Linked DNA regions of Homo sapiens: region 1 is linked to region 2. The links are chromatin contacts, found by Hi-C or POLR2A ChIA-PET in ENCODE. All regions are on one chromosome and are shown on one strand. The core of a region is the stretch at or near the end of the contact, and the rest is flanking DNA. Distances in the headings are between cores, read along the strand shown.

Region 1 (6,077 bases), core at 1,461-3,960, 36 kb after region 2:
AGCCTGGGCCTTTCCCATCAAGAGGAGATGGGGAAGAGAGGGGAGATGGAGAGAGGGGAGATGGAGAGAGGGGAGATGAGTCTGGCCCCAGTCCTGTTTCTGTTGCAGGGAATCTATCCCTCAAGAGATGAAGACATTCTGACCCTGGGGACTTGGGAAATGGATTCCTTCATCCAGCATGTTAGTTCTGCTTTTGCTTCCTTTGCTCTTTCCCACCTCTCCGACTGCTGCTGAAATGCTGAGGTCTTGGAGGTCTGCCCCTTGGATGAGACCTGCTGGAGCCGATGACAACCTGGATAGGAACCAAGCAGGCCAAACCCCTGGTGCTCATTGCCTTCACCTGAACCAACCTTGTTTGGCTCCACCTGCACAGGTCCCAGGTCCCAGTGAGTAGGGCATGGACCCTTTTCCCTTTCTGACAGCCCTGTGTTGCTGTGGTTCTCTGAGGCCCCTGTCACAGGGCACTGCAGTGGACTAAACCCCTCTATGGCGGGACACTTAGCCCTCACTTGTCTGCATCTGAACTCTTCCTTTGATCTCCCTGCAGCAAACAGCAGCTCATCCTGTTTCAACTCTCCCAGGGATGTCTCAGCCTCACCCAAGAACAAAGTCTTCCTACAAGACCCTCAGTCTTCTCACATAATCCTAAAGACACCAAATTAATTCTGGCTCTAACATAAATAGTTCCATTCTAGTGGGTTCATCTATTCCTAAAAGTTAAAAGTTGATTTTTTTTTTTTACCTAATATACCTTGACTCCCTTTCCACATCCCTGCATAAAGTATGCCCAGCACTGTGTGAGGTCTGGAGACACAGCCCTCTTGGAGTTTACAGGACAGGCTATAGCAGCTCTTTCACCTTTGGTTGTTTATCTACTGCCCTCTTGGTGGATAGTTTGGCCATTTTCAATGGTTGCACAACTACAAACTATCATGCAATGCACACCCTTATGCCTGCATATTTGCACAGTTGTGTGAATATCTATGTACGGTAAATTCCTGGAAGTGGAATCGCTGGATCAAAGAGAATGCATTCTTTAACTTTTTAAATCATTTTTTTCCATTTTTAAAAATTTTGTATAGATTGAGGGGTACAAGTGCAATTTTGTTACCTGGATATATTGCATAGTGGTAAAATCTGGGCTTCTAGTGTAACCATCACCTGAATAGTGTATTTACATTGTATTCATTATGTAATTTCTCATCCCTCACCCCCTCCCACCCTCCCACCCTTTCAAGTCTCCAATGTCTATTATTCCAAACTCTGTGTCCATATATACACATTATTTAGCTCCCACTTATATGTGAGAACATGTGGTATTTGACTTTCCATTTCTGAGATATTTCATGTAAGATAATGGCCTTCAGTTCCACACATGTTGCTGTAAAATACATGATTTCATTCTTTTTTATGGCTGAGTAGTATTCCAGGGTGTATATGCACCATATTTTCTTTATCCAATCATCCATTGATCGACACTTAGGTTGATTCCATCTCTTTGCTATTGTGAACAGTGCTGCAATAAACATAGCAATACAGGTATCTTTTTGATGTAATTATAAAATCAATTTTGTTGAGATATAATTTACAGAAATGGGCCTATATAAAATGTACAATTTAATGAGTCTTAACATATATATAATACCTGTGTTTATGTATACACATTTGTGAATATATATTAATATATACACCTGTAAGGCCACTAGCATTATCAACATACAGAATATTTCCATTCTTCTTTTCCATTCGTAGTCTATCCCCCCATTTATATCCTGCTCCAGGCAAACACTGATCTGCTTTCTGCCACTATACATTGGCCTACATTTTCTAGATTTTTATTTTTATTTTTATGAGGCAGGGTCTTGCTCTGTTGCCCAAGCTGGAGTGCAGTGGTGCAATTACGGCTCACTGTAGCCTTAACTTCCTGGGCTCAAGCCATCCTCCCGCCTCAGTCTCCCAAGTAGCTGGGACTACAGGTGCATGCCAAATCACCTGGCTAAATTTTTTAAGTTTATAGTGGAGATGAGGTCTTGCTATGTTGCCCAGGCTGGTCTCCTAAAGCACTGGGATTACAGGTATGAGCCAGTGTGCCTGGCCCATTTTCTAGATCTTCTATAAAGAAGAGTTCTACACCCAGCATGGGCTCTGGCTTCTGGCTTCCCTTGAGATTCATGTGTTGTTGTACATATTAGTACTTCCTTCATTTTCACTGATGAGTAGTATCCGGTGGATGGAATGGACAGTATAGGTAGGCCACAATTTGTTTATGCATTTTTTGGTGGACAGATTTCTGGGTTGTTTTCAGTTTTAAGCTACAGTGAATAAAGCTGCTACAAATATCTTTGTACATGGTATTGTGTGGATATTTGTTTCCATGGACCTTGAGCACCTATAAGTGTAATGACTGGTTGGTTCATACAGTAGGTGTATATTTAACTTTATAAGAAAGTATCTAGTTCCCAAAATGGTTGTACCATTTTTTAATTCCTACCAGCAATGTACCCTGAAACTTCTGATAGTTTCAACCAAATTCCTCTTCAAGATAACTTTACTAACATTCTCCAAAAGTAAATAAGAATTTCTACATACCACACTCTCACTAACATTGTAGATTCTCAATGTTTTTAATCTTTGCCAATCTAATCATTGAAACATGCTGAGTCACTGTTTAGAAATGCATTTACATAATCATTTGAGAATGACAGTATCTCTTCATGCATGTACTCGCACTTGTATTTTGCCCTCTTTGAATTTTTCATATCCTTTGCCCATTTTTCAGAAGTGTTACTCATGCTTTTCTCAGAGCTTTCTCTACATTAGTACTATTATTGCCAATATTCATTATATATATATAAATCTTTGGTCTGGCTGGAAGATATTCTGATATAAGGGGTGAGATAGGAGAATAGAGGAAGCACTCTCCAGCAGGCCTGAGGCCTGGTCCTGCCAGAAGACAGTCACATCCTGAGAAGTTGAGCTTCAATTTACCTTGCCTTGCAGCAAACATTTAAGAAAGTCCTGGAGCTGTTTTGAACAAGTTGCTTAGACCTGATGAATACTAGGCACATAGCCAGGGTCTCCAGAACAGGTAGGAGAGTCCAGGTAGGGCACAAAGTCCCCCAAGAACAGGCGGGTGCACGCTTCTCTTACTAGGAGATTGGTATTCCAGGCACCTGTGTTCTCATGGGACGTGCAGGGGCCTGGGAGCCTCCACCTGGGCGCCCTCAATCCACTTTGTGTGGGCATGATTTTCAGACACTTTTCAGTATCCCCTGCCATTAAAGAAACTTTATATCCTTGGCTACATTTGTTGGCATCTTTACATCAAGCATATCACCCTCCCATGTTGGAGCCCGCTGAAATTTTTTCTCCAAATAGCTAGTTAACTGTCCATTGATGCCATGTATTAAAGAAGATATCTTTCCCTCCTGGTTCTAATTCCCATTCTGAAGCTCTATTCCATTGGCCTGTTTATTACCACAATACCCATATTTTTATATGAGTTTGCTTTCTAATAAATTGTAATTGCTAGTAGGGCAAGTCCTTTCCATTACCCTTTTTTCAGAATATTCCTGAATGTTTTGTTCTTGCATGTTTGCTCTTCCAGATATACCCTAGTGTAAAAGCAATACTTGGAGAACTTTTCCCTGGAGGACACAGGAAACATCTATATTTGGTTGGTAATAGACTTGTAAGCTCTGGAACACAAAGGACTCTTTGGTCAATGCTGCTGTGCTAGGCTTGGGCAAAACTAGTTCATGGCTGACAAGGTCAGGCCTAAGACCTGGCATGCAGATGGGGAGGACACTTGGTGGAAGGAGATCAGTTCTGCATTTGATGGTTTCTCTGAGAAATCATCATGGGCTGGAAAGAATAGGAGTTCTATGTTCAAAGTCCTGGGCGAGGGTCTGGTAGCGGAGTCAGGAAGCTAAGTTTATAGAAGTGAAGAACATGAGCATAGAGTTCTTGGCAAAGGATGTGGACACAAAGATGTCACAAGGTTTGGGTTTTTTTTAAAGAGTAAATCTCGAAATGTGGGCTGTGTAAAAAAACATGAAGACACAATGGGATTTAGTATTGACAAAAGGCAGTGAAGACAAGTGCTTCCAGTTCACAAATGGGCTGTGTTTATGCCAGATTATGATCCTTAACAAGGTGCTTTGGGGCCCATCTTATTTTCCCATAAAAATGGTATTTGCAGCTGGGCGCGGTGGCTCACACCTGTAATCCCAGCACTTTGGGAGGCTGAGTAGATCACCTGAGGTCAGGCGTTCGAGACCAGCCTGGCCAAAATGGCAAAACCCCGTCTCTACTAAAAATACAAAAATTAATGGGGCATGATGGCACAAACCTGTAGTCCCAGCTACTCAGGAGGCTGAGGCACGAGAATCACTTGAACCTGGGAGGTGGAGGTTGCAGTGAGCTGAGATTGTACCACTGCACTCCAGCCTGGGCAACAGAGTGAGACTCTGTCTCACACACACACAAAAAGAAATACAGGTCCTGACCAATTCTTCATACTTAGTTTTAGAAACAAATTAAAATAAACACCATAATTGACAAGGAGCAGAGTCCGGGTTTCTTGGTGACAACAAACACAAGTCAACTCTGGCAAACTGAAGTAGGAAACACGATGTATGGAAAGGGTGTATGAAATTAATGGGAACATTGAAGAGCATGGCTTGGAAATGGGTTGAGAATAAAAGGAGCACCAGCAGCCAAGAACACTGCCAAAATCCACAGAGAGGGACCATCTGCTAGGCCACTGCCACTGCCTCACAGCCCCACCCCCAGACGTTCCCCCACGGGCCACTGAACACCTGCTGCCTTGGCAGGGGTCAATCTTCACTGTATCTTTGTATCACTTCTTGAGAGTCAGAGTCCCGGGTGGAGAACACGATTGGCCAGGTCTAAGCTCATCTCTCATCACCAAGGAGTAGTGAGAGGGAACCTCTGCCTCCCTTCTCCTCACATCATGGGGTGTAACACCTACTTGCCTGATATTTCAACATTGCTGCTGAGGAGGAAGGGTATTTGGATGCAAGATAACAAAAACAAATGAGGGAACAACAACAACAAAATGCAACTGCAAAAAAAAAAAAAAGAAAAAAAAGAAAAAAGAAAAAAAGAAAAGAAAGAAAGAAAGAGAAAAAGAAGAAAAACCTACTTATTACCACACAGTGCAAAGCTTTCTAAAGTGTTCATAAAGCAAAGGCAACACAGTACCCAACCATCACAAGCCATTTCTAAACTGCACTGAACAAAGTGTGCTTGGGCACAGTTCAGCCCAGCCACACATCCTGCAGGTTTCCTTACAAACACTGAAGATCCTGCTCATAACATCCTGATTTCTTCTGTCATTGATCATTTACAGTATTAACTACGGGGATGATGGCAAAGTCATAGATGGGTTTTTAAAAATCCATATTTCAAAACTTTTATATCCAGGTGTCTGTGGTTTTCTTTAAAATAGCCACCTGGTGAAGTTACATACTCTCAGTTCCAACACATTAGGCCATTACTCAAAACTCCTCTCTGAGACATGCCTTTAAAAAATTGCCTTCAGGCAAGGCAAGGTGGCTTCCACCTGTAATCCTAGCACTTTGGGAGGCTGAGGTGGGAGGGTCGCTTGAGTCCAGGAGTTTAAGACCAGCCTGAGCAACATAGCGAGACTTCATCTCTACAAAAAAATCAAAAAAGAAAAATTAGCCTGGTGAGGTGGTACACACCAGGTGGTTTCAATTACTCAGGAGGCCGAGGTGGGAGGATCACTTGGTCCCAGGAGGTGGAGGCTGCAGTGAGCTGTGATCTTACCTCTGCACTCCAGCCTGGGTGACAGGAGTGAAACCCTTTCTCAAAATAAATAAATAAAAATTATAAATTATAAATTGCTTATAAAATTATCCAAAAAAATTTTTAAAATTTTATACCAATGCTAAAAGAGACAAGGTCACAGGGTACTGTCTTACACTGCAGCAGGGGTGCAAGGCTGTGCCAGTAAATTATTGATAAATTGAAAAAACAGAAACAAATTTACACATCTCTGAATGGGAGAATTGTTAAATTACTGTTCACAC
Region 2 (5,725 bases), core at 715-3,214:
AGTTTTTAAAATTATATTTTTAATTTCTAACAATTCTTTTTTTGTTGTTTTCAAAATGTTCCTTATGTTTAGCGTCCCTGACCTTGCTTCATATACACAACATCCTTTCTTATCTTCTGAAGATATGAATGAAAGTGAAAGGTTTGTTTTATTTGTTTGTTTGCATTTTCTTCTGCTCCTTACATCATCTCTTTCATTATAATTACTTCCCACTATTTGGTTATTAGGGATCATGAGTTTAAAATGATCAATTGTACAACTTTTACTGACTGTACCCATTATTTCTCCCACAATTTTTATAATGCTGGCAGGTTTTTTAAAAAGTCAGCTACAATTTACATAAAATAAAGCGCATAAATATTCAGCATATAGCTCAATGAATTGTAAAAATCAAGGTATAGGCTGGGCACGCCTGTAATCCCAGCAAGTTGGAAGGCCAAAGTGGGAGGATCACTTGAGTCCAAGAGTTTGAAGCCAGCCTGGGCAACATAGCAAGACCCTGTCTCTACAAAAAATTTAAAAATAATAATAATTAGCCAGATGATGTGGTGCATGCCTGTAGTCCCAACTACTTGGGAGGCTGAAGCCAGAGAGTCGCTTGAACTCAGGAGATCGAGGTTGCAGTAAGCTGTGATCGTGCCACTGCTCTCCATCCTAAATGAGACCCTGTCTCCCAAAAAGAAAAAAATAAAATAAAAATAAAAGGATATACAACATTTACATTATTCCACAGATTTCCTGTAATCCAGGATATACAACATTTACATTACTCCACAGACTTCCTGTAATCCATCCCAACAAATATTTCCCTTCTAAGTATAACCCCTGTGTTGACACCATGAATTCATTTTGTCTGTTCTTGAACTTTGTATAAATGAAATAATGGAGTATTGATGTGCACTTTTGGGTCTGGCTTTTTCATTCAGCATTTCTGCAAAATTTGTTCATATTAATTCACCTATCAGTCTTTTTGTGTACTTTTTGCTAAGTAATATTTTATTGTATGAATATATCACAAGTTATTTTTCCATTCACCTATTAATATTACACCTGTCTTGTTTCTGGGTTTTAGCCACTATGAATAAAACTGCTGTGAACCTTCTCATACATATTTGTAATTGTTTCTAGAGTTTTAATTCCACCTTTTTAAAACCTGAAAGATAATTTTTAAAACAATGATTTTCTGAACTATTTTATTGATGTCTGTCTACACAATTGTGTGTTGTGTCCCACACTGTTGTTTTGGGTTCACATTATTCTCTGCTGACGTGTCTCCTTTAATAGGGAATATTGGTGGCTGGTGCATTCCTGCTGTCTTAGTTTTGTCTTCCTTCTTGAATAATAACTTGAAAAATCATTTATATTACCCTCAACACTGTGAAGATACCACCTCATGGTCTTCTAGCTTCTGTTATTGCTGATGAGAAATATATGGGGCTGTTTAATTCCTATTCCCTTTTAGCTAATCTGACTGCTATTTCTCTCTGGTAGCTTCTAAGATTTTCTCTCTGGAATTTTTATTCAGCTGTTTCATTATGTTATTTCTAGGTGTGGTTTTATTTTTATTTAACCTTCTGGCATGGGGAGAATACTTTTGATCTAAGGACATATTTGTGGTGATGGAACATTCTCAGCCATCTTCTCCTCAAATATTTCTTGTTATTTCTTTTCACAATTCTCTTCATTATTCCCTTTATTGCCTGATAAAATTTCTATTAGGTATGTAAGTTCTTCATTTATTACTCTGTAGATCTTAAATATATATATATATTAAATAGTTTAATATTTTATTACTGCAATCATGTAGAATGAATTTATCTTTTGACTGTTGATTTTGTTGGATGCCTTTCTTAATTGTTTTTGTATGTTTTAGAATTTTGGCTTATTTCTCCCTCTCTCTCTCTCTCTCTCTCTCTCTCTCCCTCTCCCTCTCCCTCTCTCATTTCCCCTCACTCCCCTTTCACAGTTGACTTCACCACAGGCCCAGGTCTTGTATTGAGGACAAGGAAATACTGCCCCATAATGCTGTTGAGAATATTTAAGAGCAGTCAGGAAACCCTTTGTAGCTTGGCTTTATTGCAGCAAGTGTGTATGTGCTATTTATACTGGCCTATTTTTATATTTTTGTTTTGTTTTTATATTTTCATGTGTTTTTATATGTTTTTATGTTTTGTTATATTGCAGCAAAGAGGAGGACCTGAACTTCCAAGGCCAACTTGACTGGAAACCCTCTAGTCTTTAATCCATAGAAACCTGACTTCTGTGCCCCCCATGCCTAGAAAACTACTTTTAAAAAGAACATTAGTGGTCACCACGTTGGTAAAGTATTAATAAATAAACATGTTTTAGTTCTAATCATACTTGGCTTTTGGCATGCTTCCTGACTACACTGCATCCCCCCAAATGCTCTGTTATCTTGGCTCCCACAATAGCACACACTTTTTATTTTTAAAAGGTTGTAAAATACACAAAACATAAAACTTATTATCATAACCATCTTTAAGTGCACAGACCAGTGGCATTCCGTACATCCCCACTGCTGTGTGGCCATAACCCATCACCACCATGTGTCTCCAGAACTCTTTTTATCTTGCAAAATTGAAACTCAATACCTGTTAAACCACAATTCCCCATTCCCTGCTGCCCCCTGCCTCTGGCAGCCACCATTCTACTTTCTGTTTCTTTTTTCCAAGACTGGGTCTCCCTCTGTTGCTCATGCTGAAGTGCAGTGGTGTGATCACAGCTCACTGCAACCTCGAACAATCCTCCTGCCTCAAGCAATCCTTCTGCCTCAGCTTCCTGAGTAGCTGAGACTACAGGCATGCACTACTACACCTGGCTAAGGTTTTTAGTTTTTTTTTTTTGGCAGAGATGGGGGTCTCACTATGTTGCCTAGGCTGGTCTTGAACTCTTGGCCTCAAGTGATTCTCAACCTTGATCTCCCAAAGTGCTGGGATTACAGGCATGAGCCACCGCAACTGGTGTCTACTTTCTGTGAGTTTGACTATTCTAGATGTCTCCTATGAGTGGACTTATACAGTATTTGTCCTTTTGTGACTGGCTTTTCACTTAGTGTAATGTCCTCAAGGCTCACCTGTGTGATAACACATCTTTCTACTGACTTCTTTCCAGTCCCCCTGCTGACTTCTTTCTAGTCCCCTCTTTGTTCATCCATGTCTTCATATTGGTCTTCCTCAGCGTTCCCTCCCGGACCCTGTTCTGTCTTCATCATCCCTACCCCTGGGTAATCTTCACTCTCATGGTGTCAGTTACCATCTCCATGGAGGGAATGGGCCTGTGTTTCTAGCCCAGACCTCTCCCCTAGCTCCAAGCTTTGCATCTCCAATTGTCTGTAGGACACTTTTTCTTGAATGGTTTGTAGGCACCTCCAGATCAGCATGTCCCAAGTTCAATTCCTCATATCTTTTTTCCCCCATAAATAAACTACTCCTTCTCTAGGTTTCCTATCTCATTAATTGACACCACCATCTACTCCAACCCAATCTACAAATAAAGATGTCATCTGTGACTCCTTTCTGCCTCCCTTCCCATCCCCTCCAGAGTAAGCCAGTCAATTCCCATTTCATAAACATCCCTGCATCTAACCCATTCTCTCCAAATCTATTGCATATAACCTACAACAGACTACCACTTTTCTAGCCTGAAAAACAGCCTTCCACCTGGCTTCTGTGCCTCCAAATCTTACGCCTCCCTAATTTATTCTCCAAACTGATACTTCTCAAATGCAAATCTGTAATTCTTTTCTGCTTAAAACCTTCAGTGGCTTCTCATTGCCTTTGACAAAATAGCCAAACTTCTCGGCCTGGCTCCTCTCGGCCAACCACGAACCCATCTGCAATTCGTGTTCCAAAAATGAAACACCCTAAAACAATGAAGTCCACTATTTCTTTCCGGGGTCAAGAGAAGAGCTTAGAAGACAAATTCTAGGAGATGATGCCCTCATTCCTTTAGGAAGGCAAACAATTGGATGATAACTAATTAGCATACATGTACTGGTAAAGTCAGCACGTGACCTGGTGAGCTGGCACCAAGATGAGCTGGTGAGCTGGCACCACGGGGCCTGTGGTGCCTTACACATGAACACGCAGCCTGACAGGAGCTGCAGTCTTAGGTATGATGTGAGAAGGATTGCCCCCTTCTGGCTGTGATTCTGAATGTCCCTGAGTTTTTCTGTTCCCTAGCATGATTAACTCACTGGGACATCTTTATTAGAGCTGGATCCATGGTTACAGTTTATAAAGCAATGAGAACAAATTTGAAATATTAATAATGTCCATTCCAGGAAAAAAAAATTAACCACTTTAAGAATCGGAGGGGGAGGGAAGTAATTTTCTACCTCATTGCATGGGTTTGGAGTATAGCTGAGAGCTATTTGGTATGAATACAAGGGGAAGGTTTGTGGAAGATATTTCAGAATGATTCGATGATGAGGCAGCCTGGCTGAGGCTCTGGAGAGCTGGTTTAAAGATGAAAACAAAATGAAAAAAGAAAAATTATTTTTACATAATCTTTTTTTAAAATGGGGATTTTAAAACAGCAAAGTTTTGGGGTGTTTTTTGTTTGTTTGTTTTGTTTTGCCTGGTTTTAGGTTACCTATTCCTTTTAGAAGCTGTAGAAAGATTTTTACCCTGGAGAGGCTCAAATGCAAAGCTAGATCAAATTTTCTATAATTTCGAGGTATCTGTGGCGTCTTTGGAGCTGTTTTATAAATTCACAGGACTCATGAGCTTCAGGTTAAGAACCTCTGTCTGGGAGTTCAGTGAGAAATAAAAGGATGGAGTCTATTTGGGGAGGATCATAAACACTTTTTTTTTTCTTTCAAAGACAGGGTCTTTCTCTGTTGCCCAGGCTGGAGTGCAGTGGCATGATCATAGTTCACTGTAGCCTCACCTCCTGAGCTCAAGTGAGTCTCCTGCCTCAGCCTCCCAAGTAGTTAGATTACATGCATACACCACCATGCCTAGCTAATTATTTTTAATTTTTTTTGTAGATATAGGGTCTCACTATATTGCCCAGGCTGGTCTCAAACTCCTGGGCTCAAGTGGTCCTCCTGCCTTGGCCTCCCAAGCTGCTGGGATTATAGGCATGAGCCACCGTGCCTGGCCCATAAACACTTTTTAAGAGTAAAGCTAAGCCAAACAACCGAGAAAGGACACAAACATGAATTTTTAATGTAGGGATTGCAGCCAAGAGGACAATAGCAGCTGTCCCAGAGTGTCATGAAGATGTTTGCAGAGTATCTCCCAAATGGGAGGCTGATTATATTTAAATTACAAAGGTTTTGCTCTTTTTGGTTAAAAAAACTTCATGCCTTGAATTTGGTTACCAGCTCAGAAAGGTAGGATGAGCTGGGGTGGGAAATGAAACATTGAGAAGTTTGGCCGAGCACGGTGGCTCACACCTGTAATCCCAACGCTTTGGGAGGCCAATGTGGGCAGATCGCCTGACCTCAGGAGTTCAAGATCAGCCTGGCCAACATGGAAAAGCCCCGTCTCTACTAAAAACACAAAAATTAGCCAGGTGTGGTGGCACATGCCTGTAGTCCCAGCTACTCAGAAGGCTGAGGCAGGAGAATCACTTTAATCCAGGAGGCAGAGGTTGCAGTGAGCTGAGATAACGCCACTGCATCCCAGCCTAGGCGACAGAGCAAGACTGTATCTCAAAAAAAAGAAAGAAAGAGAGAAAGAAAGAAAGAGAGCAAGAT

What was found. A loop is a pair of places that touch in the nucleus more often than their neighbours do. ChIA-PET counts read pairs that join two places held with the same protein, here RNA polymerase II (POLR2A).
Region 1: a loop to region 2 is called in a map of A673, with 11 times the contacts of the local background. The contact joins the enhancer-like site here to the promoter of LINC01897 in region 2. A Hi-C loop is called at or near these places in 4 of 168 maps with a recorded cell type or tissue (A673, OCI-LY7, breast epithelium and 1 more) and 2 of 37 single-sample maps with no recorded cell type. POLR2A ChIA-PET finds 5 or more read pairs at or near these places in 2 of 52 experiments (GM12878 and PC-9).

What each region holds. Positions count from the first base shown.
Region 1 is chr18:57,922,529-57,928,605 of GRCh38, reverse strand. No RefSeq gene overlaps it. Among named protein-coding and RNA genes, the nearest start is that of LINC01897, 36 kb to the left of the region's middle. Within about 2 kb of position 2,710, at least 2 of the 41 ENCODE cell types and tissues checked have a DNase peak (open chromatin) inside an H3K27ac peak, as active enhancers do; they include PC-9, where a contact is called at or near this core.
Region 2 is chr18:57,957,866-57,963,590 of GRCh38, reverse strand. It overlaps LINC01897 (long intergenic non-protein coding RNA 1897), which reads left to right and starts at 1,964. Exons shown (of 2, transcript XR_007066389.1): 1 at 1,964-2,089; 2 at 2,185-2,355.